2 separate regions of the Mus musculus genome follow, and region 1 is linked to region 2. A link is a loop called in an ENCODE intact Hi-C map of the cell type or tissue named here. Cell type or tissue: heart. All regions are shown on one strand. Each heading gives the region's core, and the rest is flanking DNA. Links, peaks and the distances in the headings are about the cores only.

What was found. A loop is a pair of places that touch in the nucleus more often than their neighbours do. Peaks named below come from ENCODE experiments on the same cell type or tissue, not always from the same donor. Only the 100,000 strongest peaks of a DNase experiment are listed, where the experiment ranks them.
Region 1: a loop joins it to region 2, with 2.5 times the contacts of the local background. A loop is called at or near these places in 3 of 42 quality-filtered maps.

The regions. Positions count from the first base shown.
Region 1 is chr7:112,522,406-112,532,742 of GRCm38, forward strand. The region is part of intron 1 of Parva (parvin, alpha); the gene reads left to right. Parvaos (parvin, alpha, opposite strand) reads right to left here. Exons shown (of 5, transcript NR_154467.1): 4 at 7,520-7,687; 5 at 4,567-4,647. Among named protein-coding and RNA genes, the nearest start is that of Parvaos, 8.1 kb to the right of the region's middle. In heart, for the core only: no CTCF peak of the experiment used is centred there; a DNase peak (open chromatin) is centred at 5,046.
Region 2 is chr7:112,471,658-112,481,994 of GRCm38, forward strand. All of the region lies in intron 1 of Parva (parvin, alpha), which reads left to right. Among named protein-coding and RNA genes, the nearest start is that of Gm45998, 25 kb to the left of the region's middle. In heart, for the core only: a CTCF peak has its summit at 6,135 (motif pointing left); no DNase peak of the experiment used is centred there.

The DNA of each region.
Region 1 (10,337 bases), core at 3,801-6,300, 50 kb after region 2:
GTCTGTGAGTACACTGTTGCTCTCCTCAGACATGAGAAGAAGGCATAAGATGGGAAGGCAGAAGAAGGCATCTGTAAGGGGAACTACAGATGGTTGTGAGCCACCATGTGGTTGCTGGGAATTGAACTCAGGACCTCTGAAATAGCAATCAGTGCTCATAACCGCTGAGCCATCTCTCCAGCCCTAGGTATAGTTTTTCAATATTTAAAATTTACATTTCAGGGTACCACAAAAGTGATTAATTTTATTATAGAAGGATTTTTTATTTAAAAAAAATTACATAAGAAAAAAAATCAATTCCTTAACATTTTCCAGCCTTTTGTTTTCCAAATTTTGATCATTTAGTAATTACTTTCCAGCATGTTGGAATCAATATTTAAGATGACAACAACAGAAACCTTGCTGGGATTGGTGGCTCCCTGCTCATGTTCTTTTGTATCTTTGCAATGTTTTTTGATTTTTTTGTTTGTTTGTTTGTTTGTTTTTGAGAGATCTGTAGAGTTTCTAACAGTCTGGATTCTGCTAATTGGACAGTGGTGGTGTGGTTGAACTTACTCATCGGGCCCCTGCATTTCCAAAGCTTGCTGGTTAGGGGTGGGGTCAGCATAGCTTGTCTCTGAAGGGAGGTGGGAAGCCTTACTACTCCTTGCCTCTCTTCTTGTGATTCGAGGAGCCACTGATGGTCATTATTTAGATAGCTGGTCTACTGGGGCACTGAACCATCACTAGTTAGCTGAAACTGTGTATACGTTCACCCAGAGCTGGAGGGAGAGCTCCCAGCATTGTGCTTCTTTTTTGAGACAGGGTCTCTCACCGAGGCCTGGGATTTACTGACTCACAGGGGCGGGCTGGCCAGTGAGCCCCAGCCATCCTCCTGTCTCCACTTCACACTGGGATCACAAGAACTAGTTGCCACACCTGGACTTTTGCAGTGGTGCTGGGGATTGAACTTGGGTCCTCATGCTTGCTCAGGAGGCACTTTTCCAACTAAGCCATCTCCCTGGTTCCCTAGGTTATCATCATCGTCGTCATCATCATCATCAATCCATTATTAATCCTTGGGTTTACATGTAGTTGACCTATTTCAGTCCATTACTATCTCTGACTTTAATTTTTCTGCCTTTGGCCAGCCAAAGCCTGACTGATAACTTCTATAGCTGATAGAAGCCCACACTTGTCGGGCTTCGGCAAGTCAGATGACCCAGGCTCATCCCATGTCTCTGGTCTTACTATGTTCAGATCTAGAGTCAGCCCCTTCTCTCAATGGCATTGATCTTGAGATACCACAGCCCAAGTGCTGTAGCCACTGAATATCATTTGCCCACTTTTAAAATTCAGTCAACTAGTGGCACAACGGCCACAACTAGTGGCAGCACCAGCTTCCATGACAGCCACCTCAGCTGTCTCCCCTCTGCTTTCACCATGCTGTCTTCTATTTCTTTGAACACCCTCCCCCCAGACTCAGTCACAGCAATCATATGGCCCTTCACTCCACGTCTGGGTGCTCCACTTTGCCACGTGCCTCAAGCATCTTTCTGCATTGTGGAGCCTTTGTGTAAGCTTGCCCCTTCCTCATCATCCTGTCACAGTCCACCCAAGACAAGGGGTGGTCCTTTCTTACAGTCTCCTCTCTCTTGGTTTTTTGAGCGCAGATGGCTCTCCCAGGCATTCTTAACCCATTAGATTGTCTCTGGCAAGCCTCTCTGTCTCTCCTAGTGGTCACCCATTACTAGGCACACACTGTTGAGAGGTGGTGAAAAGGTAAATGAGCAGGTACTGAGTGCTGGGGGAGGTAGGCTCTGCTGTGCTAAGCATTTTATATGTGTTATGTCATGGTAGCTCGTTACCAAGCTGTGAGCTAAGCGATAGGATTCCCAGTTTGGAAAGGGAGTAAGTCAAAAGGCTGTGCTCAGATTCATCCAGGGACTAAAGGCCAGACTAACTCAGTCTACCTTATCATGGGAACATGTGTCCTGGGCTAGACTTCTACTTGGCTGGATTCCCTGTAGGTCTCTCTCTCCCTCTTACCACCCCCTTGTGTGTGTGTGTGTGTGTGTATGTGTGTAAATACATGTACATGGAGAGGCCAGGGGTCAACCTTGGATGTGTTCCTCAATCGCTCCTCACTTTGCTTTTTTTTTTTTTGGTTTTTCGAGACAGGGTTTCTCTGTATAGCCCTGCTGGCTGTCCTGGAACTCATTTTGTAGACCAGGCTGGCCTTGAACTCAGAAATCTACCTGCCTCTGCCTCCCAAGTGCTGGGATTAAAGTCGTGTGCCACCACCGCCTGGCCCACTTTGCTTTTTTATTTGCAAAGGTTCCTGGATTTCCAAGAACTCATGATTCAGCTAAGTTGGCTGGCCATCCAGCAAGCCCCAGGGATCCACCTGTCTACACCTCTCTAGCATTGGGGTTACAAGTACAAGCCACCGTGCAAGCTTTTTCTGAGAATGCTGGAGATCAAGCTCAGATCTTCATCCTTGCTTGGCTAGAAATTTACCAATAGAGTTGTGTCCCCAGCCTCTGGAGAACCTTTCCGAGTTACCCTTCAAACTTGCAAAAACTGTTTTTACTTATCAAGGGGCTGGGCACTGTTTTCAGGTCTAAGCCCACATATTGCATGTTCTGGCTTATGTGATCTTGGATTCACTCTATGATGACACACATGGTTGTGCCAGCTTCTAGCCTGTTCTGTGTCATCTCCCAGCCCCTACTGAATTCCTGAAGCCACTGAAGTGCCTTGTCCTCTGAGATGCTCTAATTCCCACCTCCACGTGAGCAGGCAGGGGCAGTTTCTCCTTCATTCTCTTCACTGCAGATGTAGCTGTGCCTGTATGAGTTACTCTTCGGTGCTATGACAAAAGCATCTTAAGGAAGGAATGAAGGAAGGAAGGGAGGGAGGGAGGGAGGGAGGAAGGAAGGGAGGGAGGGAGGGAGGGAGGAAGGAAGGAAGGGAGGGAGGGTTATGCTGATTCAGCATGAGCTATGGCCCTTCATAGCACGGAGGGTAGCTGGCCTCATTGCATCCATCCAGAAAGCACTGAGAGAATGCTGTAGTTTCTCTTTTTCATTCATCCTTGCACCCCAATCCATAAGATTGTACCTCTGCAGTTAGGGTAAATCCTCTTAGTTAAGCCTTTCTGGAAATACGCTCGTAGACACAACCAGAGTATGTTTCCACAGTGATTATATATCTAGTCAAGATTGACCATCTCTGTGATGCAGGAACATTTCTCACCACAGATGCTCAATGTGTGTTAGAACAGATGCATAATGTGTGGTACCAGCCATCCCACACCCGCTCACACAGGTTCAACATAAGTGTCTTTGAAATGGTCTTTGTAATGCAATATCCTATGGCCATTGCTGCTCTGCACGTCTTTGTATGCGCTCATTTCTGTCTCTAAGTTAAATCCTGCCCTGTGCTTGGAAGATGCTACTGGAATGAGGGTCCCGGTGCATTGCCTTGCACGGAGTTGAGACTCCCTAATTATCCATTGAATTGAATCAAATGGGAGGTTGTACAGAAGGCAGGCTCAGGCGAGGTGCGCAGCCCGCAATCAGCAGAACGGCAGACAGTTAAAGCAGTTCGACTCACCACAATTTCTTTTAATAGATTTTTCTGTACAGATTTGCTGTCAACATGGGTTTGCTGGTCTCGGAAAAAAAAAAAAAAAAAAAAAAAAAAAAAAAGATACATAACCAGGGAACTGTGATGGCTCTCGTGGTGCAGAGACTGGCAGTCGGTGCCATTTCTAGTGCCATACTCCATGAATTTCCAGGTCTGGGCAGGACTTTATCTAGCACTAAGAGGGTCTAAAATGATAAGCGCAATGGCCTCATACCAGATTTCCTGAACTCCCCCATTCTGGACAGGCATATGTCACCAACTCTGCTCTTCCATGAATGCTTTGTTCCTTTATCCCTTCCAGTCCCCTCCGGAAGTCCAGACCTTCGAGGGATTAATCCTGGTGTAAAAAGTCGAGCTGTTTATTTGGCTGCAGGTCTCTGCAGAGCAGCCCGGCGGCCCGCGTTGCCATCCTGTTCACTCATTCAGCAAATGCGTGTTAAGCATTCATTGTGTGACGGATGCTGGCAGATGCTGGTGGATGACCCCTGGGCCCTTTGGAATCATGGGGGATACAGGTGTTCTTCAGATATGCACACAGGTGTGTAATTGCACACTGCTGGGTGAGATGGACAGAAAAACAGACCTCTGGGGACAAAAAAGATCTGATGCCACCTTTATTGTGAAGCCCATTCCTTTTCCCCATCTGGACCTTTCTGGACATGCTTGGAGTTCTTCCAGAGCAGCCACTAGCACCCTAGACTTGGGGTGCACACGGCTGTGCACTTCCAGGCCAAGGGCTCGTTCTCTCTTAGAGAAAGGTACATCATATCAGTGCACAGCCATTGAAGATAGGAGAAAAGAATGAGCAGATGTTCAGTGCCTCCTGTCCTAGCTTAATTTCTGTCCCTGTGATTAAAAACAAACAAACACAAGCCTGACAAAAACAATTTAGGGGAGAAAGGGTTTCTTTTCTCTTCTCTTCTTTTCTTTTCTTTTCTTTTCATTTCAGAATTGCAGGTCTGCTGTAGAGTACTCAAGGCAGCAGGAGCTTGAAGCAGCTATCATCATACCCATAGTCTAGAACAAAACGAAATAAATGCACCTATGTTAGCTCACTTGCTTGTGTTCAGCTATAGATTTCCACTCTTACACAGTTCAAGATTCCTTGCCTAAGGAATGGTGCTGCCCACAGTAGTCTGAGTCTTCCCCCTAATAGTTAACTTAAGCCATTCTCACACAGACATGCCCACAGGTCAACCCAATGAGGGTGGGGGGGCGATCCCTCATTGAGACTCTTCCTAAGTGAATCTGTTTGGGTCAGATTGACAGTTAAAGGTAATAATCATATACACATTGGTGTTCCATCCGACAGCTGATAGCCCTGCAGTTGTAACAATGGGCTGAACTAGCCCTGAACTTCAACTCTGTTCCCCAGAGGATTGTAAAGGGGAAACTGCTATTTGGGAAACAGCCAGCACAGGGCCTGGCCTCTCTCTCCACCCTCAGCAGCTTCCTCAAGAGGCTGCAAGGCTCTGATGAGACCAGGCTGCCTACTCAATTTAACTTGGCATTCTCGGATCAGCCTGAGTAAGGTCAGGACAGCCTTAGATGCTCCCGTGTGGTCATGTCATGGAGCCAGATCTCAGAAATGGCTTAGGCCTACTGTCAAAACATAAAGGACAGGGTTCAGCTTCAGGTCTAGTCTGTTCCTTACTGCTCTGTTACTTGAGAAAAAATATGTACCCTACTCAAATTTCTTCCTAAAAATATATTCTTTATCTCCCACCAATTTTTTTGGAGATTGTCTTGGGAGATGAGAAGTCTTGAGCCCCTCCATGGGTACAATAGAAGTTTGCACCTCCAACCTCAGAGATACCCACAGTTGCCTCCATGTTGGCTCACCTGTAGGAAGCAGTGTAGGTCTTGGTGTAATTAAATCTCTTCACTTTTTTGCCAGGGTCTAGTTCCTGGAGTCCCATAGCCTATGCCTGACAAAGTGAAGACAGCTGGGGTTGGGGGCTGGGCTGATGGGAAATCTCTAAGAGGTGTTTTCTACAAGGCCCCTGACTATTAATACCAACAGCTTCTGTGGGACTCATCTCCTGCAATCTGATGAGGACAAACTGCCACATATGAGGGAGGGTTATCACCTCTTATGGTCCTCGGTCCAACATCTGACCCCCACCCCCTTTCACATCAGGGTCTCATGTGGCCCAGGCTGACCTCACACTCAGTCTGTAATCAAGGCAATGCCTGAGTCTCATGCTCCTGATTGCTGGGGTTACAGGTCTGTACCCAGTCCTGACTAATACAGGGTTAGGGGTCAAGCACAGGTCTCATGTGTGTTAGGCAAGCATGTGTCAACTCTGCTCCTCCAAATCTGGAAACTCCCTAAATGTCTAGCAGCTACAGCTCCCTTAAATGTGTGTGTGTGTGTAAGTCAAAAGACAACTTGCTGGAGTTGGTTCTCTCCTTCCATTCTGTGAGTCCTGGGGATTGAACTCATGTCATCAGGCTTGGCAGCAAGCACCTTTACCTGCTGAGCTATTTCACCAGCCCTGGGTAGACTTTAAAGGCAAGGTAGTTGTGTGGTATAAAGAAGCAACAGGCCATTGCATGGAACAAGCAATCCCACTGATGTGTTGTTCCCCTGGCCCCTCCTTGCCTTGTCCTATTTAAATTGAACTCCTGCAGCTCATTTAAGACCTCAGCAAATGTTGCCATTCACATTTTTGACTGCCTGGAACCCACCAGTAGTTGTGTTCTGCCCTCTCCTTCTAAGCTTGTCAGCAATTGGAGGGCAGCTGTACCACGTGCTGGGCGGAACAATAAAATCATGCCCTGGGTCATTGCTTGGCTACCTTCCAACTCTGCAGCAGCTACAAAGCCAACCAAATTAAAAACTGCTGGAAAAGTTAAGACGGAAGACTATGGATCCTTCCACCCCTTCCTGTCACAGTGCCAGTCTCCCCCTATGGCTTTTTTTTTCAGGGTGAGTGTGTGTGTGTTCCCAAAACCTGATGGGAGACCTTTGTGACTAAATAGTTATATAGAGTATAGGAGCATGTGATTCTACTCTGGCACCAAGGTCACCAAGGATTGGTTCCTGCCTCGTCTATGAGAGTTGTGAAAACAAGTAACATTTTTTGTTTTTGTTGAAAATAATAGAGCTTCCCTTGTTTGAGGGGCTGGGTGGGCAGGACCGGGGCTTTGCATTTTCCTTTGGCAATCTCCCAAAGAGGGAGGTGAACCCGTATGTTGGAAGGAAAGGCAAGGGGAGAAGAGAATCTCCCTGATCCATAGGAAAAGCCACTGTAGACAGTATGGTCTTTTCAGAGATACCCAGATCCTGATACCCTGGAGATCTTTGAACAAGTGCTTTATGTGAAAAGGGGGGGATTAAAGATTATGGTTTGGATTTGAGTGGGAAGTCCATACTGGATTACCCAGGTAGACCTAGTGGAAGCACAAGGTAATTGAAGAAGGGTCAGAGGGATGCAACTGGAAAATCCACCCCCTCCCTCCTCCCAGTCCTGGCTTTGGAGATGGCGTGATAGAACCAAAAGACAAGGAGTGTAGGCAAAGGGGTGAGAACACAGTTTGCTTAGAACCCCACAGAGGCATGCAGGCACACTGATGTCTCCACTTTAACCCAGTAAGACCCACATTGGTCTTCTAACCTATAGCTCTTGCTGTAAGCTGCCAAGTTTCCAGTTGTTTGCTTATGCTGCAACAGAAAACTAGTCCAGAAACTCTGGACACAAAACCCCTATCCGGGGCCTTGAGCCCTGATAAGAGTAAGAGATCCACCCGTGAGACCCACCCACCCACCCCTTTCCTAGAGAGTGAAGGTAGTCCCTTAAGCATCCTTAAGCAAAGAGGAAGCTCTTTATGTTCCCTGCAGCCATTCTATTGGTTGCTTTCCTCTCTTGTTATCATGACAAAATACCTGGCAAGCACCTTGAGGAAGGAAGTATTTGGCTCACAGTTGAAGATGCAGTCCATCCATGGCAGGGAAGGCTCCTAGGTGGCTTGAATGTGAGAGATGCAGGGAGCAGAGGTGAAGGCTGGAGCTCAGCTTCCCATTTTCCCTTCTCCTTTTTATTCAGTCTGGGCCCTGCAGCACAGGTTGGTGCTGTCAACATTAGGGTGGATCTTCCTTTCACAGTTAAACCTGTCTGGAAACACCCAGGAACTGTGTCTCCATGGTGATTTTAAATCCAGTCAAGTTGACAGTGAGGTTGGGCCATGACATCACAGCCCTGGACTGTGGGCTTTCTGCCTAGCTTCTTGGGATCATAATGAGTATTGCCCTTGTTGTGGGATTTTTGTGATGATCTTGGTGTATTGTCTTCTGTTCAGATGCCTCTAGAAAACAAGTCACCATGATCTTCCCGGATAAGGGAGGAAACCTATGTGTCCCATATAATTATGGATTTCTTCCTTTCTATCTTTAGCCCATGGGCAGGGTATATTTTTCTACAACAGTAGTGTCTTAGGGTTTCTATTGCTTTGATGAAACACCATGCCCAAAGCAACTTGGAAAGGAAAGGGTTTATTTGGTTCACACATTGTTCATCATGGAAGGAAGTTAGGACAGGAACTCAGACAGCGAGGAACCCAGAGACAGGAGCTGATGCAGAGGCCACAGAGGCCTGCTGCTTACTAGCTTGCTCATCATGGCTTGCTCAGCCTGCTTTCTTATAGAACCCAAGACCACCAGCCCAGGGATAGCACCACCCGTAATTGGCTGGGTCTTCCCATATCACTAAGAAAACACCGTACAGCGGGATCTTATGGAGACATTTTCTCATTTGAGATTCCTTCCTTTCGGATGACTTTGCTTCTGTCAAGTTGACATAAAACTAGCCAGCACAACTAGTACATTCATATTAGCTTTTTAAAATATTCTTTTGGCATAGTTTTAGAGTCACAGAACATTTGTAGACATGAACACTTTCCTCCTATCCCACCCCCAGTCCCCGCACTTCCATCTTGCATTGTTAAATAAGGCATGCTTGTGAGAACTGTAGTTCAGCATTGTAGTGGTTTGGTTCTGGCTGCTTTAGTATTTGCTTTTTTATGTTTATTGACTGCGGTTCAGGAGTGACTGTGGCAGACATGTAGAGGTCAGAGGTCAACTTTCATGCGTCAGCTCCCTCCTTCTGCTGTGTAGGTTCCAGTCAGCAAATGCCATCACCCGCTGAGCCTTCTTGCTAGCCTTGCTTTGTGGTTTTTGAAAACAGGACCTCGTGTTCTCTAGCTGACTTTAAACTCATTGTGAGGCCAAGGCTGGCCTTGAACTTCTGATCCTCTTACCTCCACTTCCCAAGCCCTGGGATCACAGGTGTGGGGCACTGTGGCCAGTTCCATCTTCTCTTAGCTGTTAATCTTGCAGACTTGCGATATGGTAACCTTGACAGTTCTGAGAAGAACTGGCCAAGTATTTGAGGGATTTGTTGTTGTTGTTAATACTGTTGTGTTTGTTTTTGTTTCGTTTTTTAAATATGTATGAGTGTTTTGCTGGCATGTATGTTTGTGCACAATATCCATATCTGATATCAATGATGGCCAGGAAAGTGTGTCAGATCCCCTGGAACTAGAGTTAGTGTGGGCTTGAGACTTGAACCCAAGTCCTTTAGAAGAGCAGCCAGTGTTCTTAAATGATACATTTCTCCAGCCCCTGGCCAAGTGTTTTTTAGGTTCTTCTTCTACTGGGGTATATAGCTGACCTCTTTCTCCTCATTAGGCTTTGGGATGTGGCTTCTGAGAAGAAAAGGCAAAGTCGCATTTTGACCTTATCATACCAATAGTGTTCAATATCAGCATGCCACATGGCTGTTAATGTTGACTTAGTCATATGTTTAAGGTAGCACGTTAGGATGCTTCCAGCATGAAGCCAGGCCTTGTGCCTCCTTTCCATGTATGTAATACTGTATGTAATAATACATAATAATACATGTATTCTAATACTGTAGAATGAGAAAGTTGCTGGCACAACCCACAACTAAGGGTGGGAAATTGTGCCCAGTTTAAACTGCAAAGATCTACTAAGTTATCTCATTTTTTTTTTGAGACAAGGTCAATCTATGCATGTGGTTCTCAACCTGTGTAAGTCATAAGCCTCTTTGGGGATCAAGTGACCCTATCACAGGGTTCACCCAAGACTGTTGGAAAACACAGATTTTACATTATGATTCATAATAATAGCAAATTACAGTTATGAAGTAGCAGCAAAAGTAATTTTATGGTTGGGGGTCGCCACAACATGAGGAGCTGTATTAAAGGGTCATAGCATTAGGAAGGTTGAGAACCAATGCTCTATGTGATCCTGGCTGTTCTGGAACTCACCATGTAGACCAGGCTGGCCTCAAACCAACAAAGATCCGCCTGCCTCTGCCTCCCAAGAGCTGGGATTAAGGATGATGCCACTAAGTCCAGCAGTTATCTGGGATTTGACAGCAAACCATACCTCTGTTAATGTATTCAGTTGTTTATATCAGAAGGATGCCTAGATATTTATTTTATGCCTTTGCTTATAATCCAATATAATTTTTTTGTTCAAATTGTTTCAACTGTGACTTATCCATTCTCATGTGTGTTTGTGCATATGTGTATGTATGTGTATATATGTTATAAGTTCATATGTATATGTATGTATAAGTTCATACCCATGTATGTGCATTCATGTGTGTTTGCAGGGCAACCTCTGGTGTCAGTCCTCACTTTGTACCTTGTTTGACACGGGATCTGTTTGTCATTTTGTC
Region 2 (10,337 bases), core at 4,664-7,163:
GTGACTGTAGTAAATAAGAGATAATTACATTCCGGTTCTTAAATTAAAACAAAAATAGCTAGAGGTGCCAGGCAGGAGTTATTTACATTTTCCGATAGCCCACCTCCCTGGTCCAAGACTCGGCACAATTAGTTTGTTGCTTTTCCTGCAAATCTGGAGCCGCTCAAGTGGTTTAATGTGAAATTTTTATTTGTAGTGCCCCCAAAATCATCCTCTTTGCTCCAAGTTAATATTAAATAATACTTCCAATTTTTTTTTTCCTTTTAGCATTGCTGGAGACACTTAAGACCATGAGAGTACAATTGAAATAAGAACATTAAAGTTTTTTTTTAACAAAAGCGTCGTAGCTCAGTGGTAGAGAGCTGTCTGCCAAGGCATGATGGCCTAGATTCAGTCCCTAGTGCTACCTAACACAATACGAAACAAAAATAAACACGAGGAAGAAAAGGAAGCGGGCACTAAGGAGGTATAAGGTGAAGTAAGAGAATGCATCAGAAAGCGTTTGGAGAGTCTTATTTTCTTTGTTTGTACCCTGTTGCTTATCTGGGTATCAGCCTCTGATTTGGCAGAGGGAGAAAGGCATTCTTGTGGCTGCAGAGAATTCCTTTCTTGATTCCTTGAGTTGGTGTTTGGAAAGTGAAAATACAGTCCAACGAATCCTTACAAACATTTGGTCTTATTTTCCTAAGAGGTAAACAAAATTATAAAAGGTGATATTTGAAATGGAATCTAGAGAGCTAGCAATGTGGCTCAGCAGTAGTACACTTGCCTAGCATGCACGAGGCCCTGGGTTTGATTCCCCAGCACCACTCAAAATCTGGGGAGAGAGGGGATTGGGTCCTTTGTCACTTTGTCATGTGGGACTTGGATGGTGAGGAATCCAAGGATCGTGGTGACCTGGGTGGGTGAGGTTCGTGCTATCTAAGGATTGGGCTCGGAAAGACTCGGCAAAGCTTAATGACAGGAAGGCTTCTGGGTGGAGATGTGTTCTCTCCAAAACAACAAGTCTGACCACAGAGAGGGATGGGGGCAATGTTCTTTGTGAATGGAAGGCTAGACGTATAGTGTTACATACCATAGGCCGGCAGGAGCAAGCGGCAGGCCCCAGACAGCCTGCCTTAACTGCTTGCTTTTCCCTCCCCTCAAAATGCCTTGATTATGTAACTTACTGAGGACAGTCAGTACCATGACTTCATCCCGAGAAGGTGGAACCCGTTCATGGTTCTCAGCGCCCGCCCAAAGGCATTGTGTATCTGAAAGCAAAGATGTGATGAGAAGCCTGGAGCACAGGGATGAGAGAGAAACTGGTCTGCCGCATCAAGTCATTCTTAGGAGGCTCTCCCTTCAGGTTGTAGGAGCAAGCTGAGTTTTGACAGCTCTGCATTTCAGCCACACTGCCCTCATCAGCAGCCCGCAGCATCACTGTGCCTGTCAGAGCCCATCCCTAGTAGTGCTTTGATGACCAGACAGCACTCTCTGAGGTCATTGCCACTTAGATTTATTTGGAGGGGACAGGGAGAGGATTAGCTAGTGTTTATTCTCAGAGCAGGGCTGACCTTTACATCATCTGAACCTAAGACATTCTATGGGCTGCAGTGTATATTATCCCAGATCTTAATTTGAAGCATAAATGTTAGACTAATTTCCTTTTGATATATGACAGTAGTAGAATTCAACATTAATATGATCAGTCAATAATTCAACTTCTATTTCAGATATCAAAGAAATCTTTCTGTCTCCAGTCAGAAGAAAACAGAAAGGGATTTAACATTTTGCTAATAACAGTCCCTTTTCTATTTATTTTTTTCCTTAATGAACCGGCCTTGTAACCGATTGATTTGGTCTTTGAAACCCACGGGAGTCGTGCGGAGCTCCCAGGATTCCCATGGAAAGACACAGAGTCTTCTCCACTTTAGCTACTGGCATTGATCTCTGCCTGCCTTATTAGGAGCAGAAAGTTTGAAAAGTTTCTACTCTGCTCCCCTTTTTCAGCGGCAAGATGCCTCCTCGTGCTGAACTGGCTGCTTTGGGAGAGAGGCCTTAAGTGGGATGGGGAGGGGGTGGGGGCGGGGACCAGGGCAGGGGCGGGGATGGAGTCTTCCCACTCCGTGAGGATGATTGAACAGCCTGGGTGATGAGTTTTAGAAAGAGTTTCATCTGTAGAATGATTATGGCCATGCTGAACACAAATGGCTTTGTCACCATTAGCAGGCAGATGGAGCATGTGTTTCGTATTATTAATTCGAGGCGGCCGTTAGGGCTGCTCCAGCAACTCGTAAGATTGCAGGGCCAGCCAGTGAGCATTTGCTCTAGTTCATGTCTGTAAGGGGCCCTGTTCAGATGATCCCTGGCCCGGACAACCACTCTGAAGGGGATGCTGTATGACACCATCCCTGCCCCAAATGAGTGCCTCACTTACAGGAAATAAGTTAAAAAGAAAGATGAGTCAGGGGACTTCAAAGCAATCCCGTTTCCTCAGAACTGAAATCACAAATACCCCAAACTCAAGAGTTCATGGACATTCCTGTGCAGCTGAAACCTTTGCCCAACTCCAAAAGGTCTCCCTGTACAGAAGGGACAAGGCCTGCCAGGAAGATGGAACAAAGGTGAATGAGAGAAGGAACAGGCTTGGGGCTGGGGCTGGGGCTCCGGCTGGGGCTCCAGCTGGGGCTCGGTTTGCAGAATGCTTGTCTCCCCTGCAGGGAACCCTGGCTTTGATCCTCAGCACAAACCAGGTGTGGTGGACACTCAGTAATCCAGCACTCAGGAGGTGGAGGCTGGAGGATCAATTTAAAGTCATCCTTAGCTACAGAGCAAGTCCAAGGCCAATATGGAATATGTGAGGCCATGTTGAAAGAGAGAGAAAGTGGGCTGCTTTAGAAGTGGAGGAAACAGGATTGCTCGAGACCAGGTTTCTCCGGCCAGTGGGTAAAGGTGGTTGCTGAATAAGCCTAATGACCTGAGTTCCGTCCCTGGAACCCAAGGTAGGAGAGAACCGACTGCCCAAACTGTTCCCCAACCCTCACATGTGTGTTCGTACTTACACTCATACACACAGAGCGATAATACACACTCAGATGGTGATGATGATGATGGTGATGGTGACGACAGTGGTGATGATAAATAAGAAAGGGGAAATGAGGAGAGGAAAGAGGAGAGCAGTTAGGAGGCACTGAGGGCAGGAGGATGGCAGGTTGGAAGGCGAATGACTGTAAGAAGGTCGGTAGCGAAGTCTCATCTTGCAGAAAAGTGTGAGGCAAGTGAACTCCCCAGTATATCCCCTAGTATATGTGGGCTTTTGTTTAGCAGACAGCCAAAGTCAAAACAAGACTGTGTGTCTTTTAAATGTCATTAGTTATTGATGAGCTCATAGAGGAGAGAAGTAAGGGGTTTTGTTTTGAAACTAGCTTTAGTGGATGCTTGTGTCTGAGAAAACCAAGTACCGCTCTAGTTTCTAAGCGCAGTTCAGGTCTGCCATCTTGAAGGAACACACGTGTAGATTGATCAAAATGATTGACCAAAGAGATTAATGGATATTGCAAAAACGTTCTGACCCAACCATTACAAAGTTAGGATTTAGGAATTTAAATCTTTTGTTGTTTCGAGACAGGGTCTCAGGTAGACCAGGTTAGCCTGGAGCTTGCTGTGTAACTGAGGCTGTGTAGCTGAGGGTGACCTTGAACGTGTTCTCATCCTCCTGTCTGCAAGTGCTAGGACCATTCTTAATCATCAGGTGTGCATCACCACACCAGCCCAAATAATACATTCTGAAGAAATAAACGGATCAGGGATGAGTTGTGTTCATCTCCCATCTCTGTCTTAAAAGGAGTTACACTGAAATCCCATCATGAGTTGCTGTTGTTGTTGTTGTTCCTTTTGAAATTTTTTTTAAAATTTTTTTAGTTACTTTTTTTTTAAGACAGGGTCTAGATGGGGCTGGAGAGATAACTTAGTCATTAAGAATACTTGTTGCATAGTAAAAACTATTCTCAACAATAAAAGAACCTCTGGTGGAATCACCATGACAGACAGGTAGATCAATGGAATAGAATTGAAGACCCAGAAATGAACCCATATACCTATGGTCACTTGATCCTTGACAAGGGAGCTAAACCCATCCGTGGAAAAAAGACAGCATTTTCAACAAATGGTGCTGGCACAACTGGTGGTTATTAGGTAGAAGAATGCGAATTGATCCATTTTTATCTCCTTGTACAAAGCTCAAGTCTAAGTGGATCAAGGAACTCCACATAAAATCAGAGACACTGAAACTTATAGAGGAGAAAGTGGAGAAAAGCCTCAAAGATATGGGCACAGGGGAAAAGTTCCTAAACAGAACAGCAATGGCTTGTGCTGTAAGATTGAGAATCGACAATTGGGACCTCATAAAATTACAAAGCTTCTGCAAGGCAAAAGACACCGTCAATAAGACAAAAAGACCACCAACAGATTGGGAAAGGATCTTTACCTATCCTAACTCATATAGGGGACTAATATCTAATATATATATATAAAGAACTCAAGAAGCTGGACTCCAGAAAATCAAATAACCCTATTAAAAATGGGGTACATAGCTAAACAAAGAATTCTCACGTGAGGAATACCAAATGGCTGAGAAGCACCTGAAAAAATGTTCAACATCCTTTATCATCAGGGAAATGCAAATCAAAACAACCCTGAGATTCCACCTCACACCAGTCAGAATAGCTAAGATCAAAAATTCGGGTGACAGCAGATGCTGGCAAGGATGTGGAGAAAGAGGAGCACTCCTCCATTGCTGGTTGGATTGCAAGCTTGTACAACCACTCTGGAAATCAGTCTGGCGGTTCCTCAGAAAATTGGACATAGTACTACCGGAAGATCCCGCAATACCTCTTTTTGTCATATACCCAGAAGATGTTCCAACTTGTAATAAGGACACATGCTCCACTATGTTCATAGCAGCCTTATTTATAGTAGCCAGAAGCTGGAAAGAACCCAGATGCCCCTCAACAGAGGAATGGATACAGAAAATGTGATATATTTACACAATGGAGTACTACTCAGCTATTAAAAACAATGAATTTATGAAATTCTTAGGCAAATGGATGGATCTGGAGGGTATCATCCTGAGTGAGGTAACCCAATCACAAAAGAACTCACATGATATGCACTCACTGATAAGTGGATATTAGCCCAGAATTTAGAATACTCAAGATACAATTTGCAAAACACATGAAACTCAAGAAGAAGGAAGACCAAAGTGTGGATACTTCGCTCATTCTTAGAAGGGGGAACAAAAATACCCATAGAAGGAGTTACAGAGACAAAGTTCAGAGCTGAGATGGAAGTAAGGACCATCCAGAGACTGCCCCACCTGGGGATGCATCCCATAAACAACCACCAAACCCAGACACTTGCATATGCCAGAAAGATTTAGCTGAAAAGACCCTGATATATCTATCTCTTTCGAGGCTATGCCAGTGCCTGGCAAATACAGAAGTGGATGCTCACAGTCATCTATTGGATGGAACACAGGGCCCCTAATGAAGGAACTAGAGAAAGTACCCAAGGAGCTAAAGGGGTCTGCAACCCTATAGGAGGAACAACAATATGAACTAACCAGTACCCCCCAGAGCTTGTGTCTCTAGTTGTATGTAGTTGTATGTCCCTAGTGGGCCATCAATGGGAGGAGAGGCCGTTGGCCTTGCGAAGATTATATGCCCCAGTTCAGGGGAATGCCAGGGCCAGGAAGCAGGAGTGGGTGGGTTGGAGAGCAGGGCGGGGGGAGGGTATAGGGAACTTTTGGAGAGGAAACTAGGAAAGGGGATAGCATTTGAAATGTAAATGAAGAAAATATCTAATAAAAAAATAACATTAAAAAAAGAAAAGGGGGGCTGGTGAGATGGCTCAGCGGTTAAGAACATCGACTGTTCTTCCAATGACCTGAGTTCAAATCCCAGCAACCACATGGTGGCTCACAACTATCCGTAACAAAATCTGATGCCCTCTTCTGGAGTGTCTAAGACAGCTACAGTGTACTTACATGAAAGAAAGAAAGAAAGAAAGAAAGAAAGAGAGAGAGAGAGAGAGAGAGAGAAAGAAAGAAAGAAAAGGATACTTGTTGCTCTAACAGAGGACCAAGGGATCAAGCGCCCTCTTCTGGCTTCCCCAAGCATTGCACTCACATGCACAGACACAGAATTAAAAAAAAAAAAAAAAAAAAATATATATATATATATATATATATATATATTTTGGAGACAGAGTTTTTCTGTGTAGACTTGGCTGTCCTGGAACTCACTCTGTAGACCAGGCTGGACTTGAACTCAAAAATCTGTCTCTGCCTCCCAAGTGCTGAGATTAAAGGTGTGTGCCACCACCGCCAGGTGTAAAAATAAATCTTAAAAAAAAATGGATGAGACTACTTAAATAAATGGTGGTATATCATAATAAGATTTATAACATGGTTAAAATGCAGTTCTGTATACTTGTGGAGACTGATTTTTTTGTAGTGTATTGCTTATAATGTTCTTACATGAATCACATGTATTTATGTAATTACATGTGATTCATGTAAAAACACATATTTGCACTTGCATTTAACAAAGTCTGGGAACATAGTCCTACAGTACCAACAGTGACTGGATCTGGAGAAGAGAGTTTGAAGGGCTTCATTTTTCCGTCTGTATTTTCCAAATCCGTTTCGTACCATGAATATGTATAACTTGCCTAATATAAAAAACTGGGAGGAGGGAACTTTTGCGCTCAGAGAGCATTCACTTAAGCTCCATTTCTACAGAGAAGGGCCCAAGTTAAGAGTGAGTTTATAGAGCCTTTCCCAAAATTGAAGGAATAAAACCCAAAATATCCCAAATATCAGGGCTAAGGCTGGGGCTTAGTTGGTAGAGTGCTTGCCTAACCTGCACAGAGTCCCAGGTTCGATTCCCAGCAGTGCATGAATATAGTGAGGTATGCATACCTGGAATCTCAGCACTCGGGAGGTGGAGGCAGGAGGATCAAGGAGTTCAAAGTTACCCTGAGTTATTGAGAATTGGAGATAAGTATGGGGTATGTGAGAAATCCACCCTGTCTCAAAAAAACAAAAACAAACAAACAAAAAAAAAACCACAAAAAACAAAAAACAAAAAAAAACCCACTAAATAACAAATAAGGATTGATTGATTGATTGATTGATTGCCTCGAGCACCTGGTCTGAGACCTTCTTTCCCACTTAGGATTGGCCTGCGTGGTCTAGAAGTGACAGATGCTCTTCTACAGGCCGTTTTTTTTTTTGGTGTAGGCAGTTCTCATGAGGGCTAGCTTTCCTCTAGACTAGATCCACTGCTGCTCTGTTGTGACAGGAAACATTCATGGCCATCCTCAGCCAGCTTTGGGTGAGGTGGGGGAAGCCAAGTTACTGATTTCAAAGACAGCTCACTACCCAAGGTACAAGTCACTGGACAGTTTCTTGGTCTGGGTCCTGAGGTCAGCTGACTGAAAAGCCTTCCCTAGTCTCAGACATTCTCCAAGACAGTCTGTGGACCGAAGCAGGGTTGACAGTGGCGGGGACCCAGGCTGCCTGCTTGGCTCTGGCAGGGTGGTGTGAGTTTTGTTCCCTGGTCTCTGCCTCTCCCCAGTCTCCTCCTCCTATCTGCTCCGAGGCTGCTGTGACCTCTAGATGAAGCTTTGGGCTTGGGCTTTCCGCTCTCGTTCTCTGTGTTGCTTCCAGCTGGTCCTCTCCCTGGGGCAGGATGGGTGTGGGAGGAAGACGGGACAGCTGGGGTTCTCAGTGGGTGGGTTCTTGGCCTGAAGCCCTGTGGATCTTCTCTGCCTCACCAGCACACCAGTTCCATTCCCACCTCCAGAGATCTTGGTTGGGACTTAAGATCCAGTTCTGACTGGAATCTGGAGCCAGTTTGCAAATCCCTGGTAACTACCAGTCACGGAAGCTGGATGAATATCATCTTTGCTCTCCACTGGGAGACCCGGGCCGCTCACTAACTGTATCAGCTAAAATTTCAGACTGAGAGTTGGGGGTAGAGGCAGGATTAACCACCCAACACAAGGAGTGCTCCAGATGGAGCACTGTAGCGGGGCACACTAGCAGAGGTGACCAACGCGGAGCACCCTTAGACACTTTATGTGTGATAATTTCCTGAAGGTCTGGATTCCTTGTTCTGTTTGCAGAAATCAAAACAGGCAACCAGCTGCAACTCAAGAGTTCTTTAAAAAGCAACAAAAAGTTGGGCTGTCAAGATTGCTCAGTAGGCAGAGAGAGGTCTTGTCCCTTAAGTCCCCAGAAGCTGCCCACATAAACCAGGAGGTGGCACATCTGTGACCCCAGTGCTCCCATGGTGAGAAAGGAGGTAGAGACAGAAAATCCCCAAAGCTTGAGGGTAGCCAGCCTGGCATTCACAGTGGAAAACAACAAGATACCCTGCCTCAACCCTGTGGAAGACAAGGACTGATAGTAAGGTTGTCTTCTGACCTGCACATGTGTATGCTGTGACACGTTCTCTCTCTCTCTCTCTCTCTCTCTCTCTCTCTCTCTCTCTCTCTCTCTCTCTCTCTCTTTCTCTCACACACACACACACACACACACACACACACGTCATAAACACCTATAAGATATATAAGAAAAACAACCATTGTCATAGAGTACTCAAGAAAGACAGGCTGCCCTCTGGCTCAGCCGTTTAAAAACGTACATTCTAATTAGTAGTCATTCACACTGTTATGGCGCTAGCCATCCCTAACCCTTTTCCTATTGTAAAGCTGAAACCCAGCACCCATGAAACAGCTTCATCCCTCCTTCTGCAGGTCCTGGAGAACAATGCTCTGCTTTGTGTCTTTACAAATCTGAGCTCTCTAGGAGCGTCATAGAGTGGAAGCATTGTGGGGGGCCATGTAGCTTAGTGGTATGGTAGAATCCTTACCTGGCATGTGCAAGGAAAACTCTGTGCTTGGTTCCCAGTAATGGGAAGGAGTATATGCTTGTGTGGACGTGTCTGTGTGTCTGTGTGTGTGTGTACATGTGTGTTTGTGTGTATGTTTCGGTGTGTCTCTCTATGTGATGTACATGTGAGGATCAGATGGCAGCCTTGAGTGCTGTTCCCCATGTGCTGTCTGCCTTGTTTTGAAACAAGGTCCTCTGTTGCAGGATATTTGATCACACTGTGAACCCAGATATGTTATTTACTGGAAAAGAATGTTTATAGTGGGGTGCCTCAAAGAGGCAGAGAAAGATGACCTTATTCCTCATAGACTATGTCCCACCATAACCTAGCAGACTTCTTCCCTCAGGGAGATCTTCAAGGAAGAGGGGACAGATAGATCAAATGAGTCGGTAATCCATACAGTGGCTGACCTCAAGCAAACAGTGTTTTCCAGACACAACATGGCAGTTGCACATATAGCCAACATACCTGCACAAACATGTACATACCTGTGCAAGCTCAAGCCAGACAACAATGGCTACATGGAGGGAGGAAGGTAGGCAGGAAGCCACACCACTAGGTGAGGGGCTATGGGTAGCTGATAGCTGCTGGGAGAGGCTAGAATGGGTTCTCTTTAATGATGTAACTCTTGGCAGGTCAGCCACATGCCAGAACAGGCCACACACCCAGGACCAGTTTGGTCAGTATAAACTGGACTTGATGGAGGAGTGGGGGTGGGGGTATGGGGAAGAAAGCGCAAAGTTGGGAGGGCTGAGAGGGAAGGGTGTGGACAGTGAATGGAAGAGGAAATGGGGGAGGGGAGAGAGACTGTACATCTTAAATGACTAAGGAAATGGGGGGGGATAAAGTATATGGTATAAAACGCTCAAAGAATTAATAAAAATAGTACTTAAAGAAGAAAAACATTCTGCAAGCTACCCACATGTGAATGTGCGGCATCGTAGGAGTACAGACAATTACATACAACAGTAATAGAATTAAGTTAACATTTGTTTATACTACATATAAACTATATAATTTATACTATATGCACACATACCTTTCCCTGTGATGATGGCGGACATGCTGGACAGCAGTAAACACGAACCTTAGAGGCATGTCTGCCGGTGTTTGCCTGCACACTGCTGTCTCACCTACAGCAACATCAGAAGGATGTAGCTGAATTCAGCTTGGCAGGCCACTGAGATGGCTGGTGAGGCATTTGTAGCCCAAGTCTAAAGACCCTTGAGGAAAGATGAGACTGACTCCCCAAAGTTGTCTTCTAACCTCTACATTTATGCTGTGGCATGCATCATGTGGCCGTGAATGTTTACAAATTCAAACATATATCACACATCCTCACACAGGTTCACACAAAAGATTCAGATAAGCATCAAGGAACAGTGAGACTCACTTTTA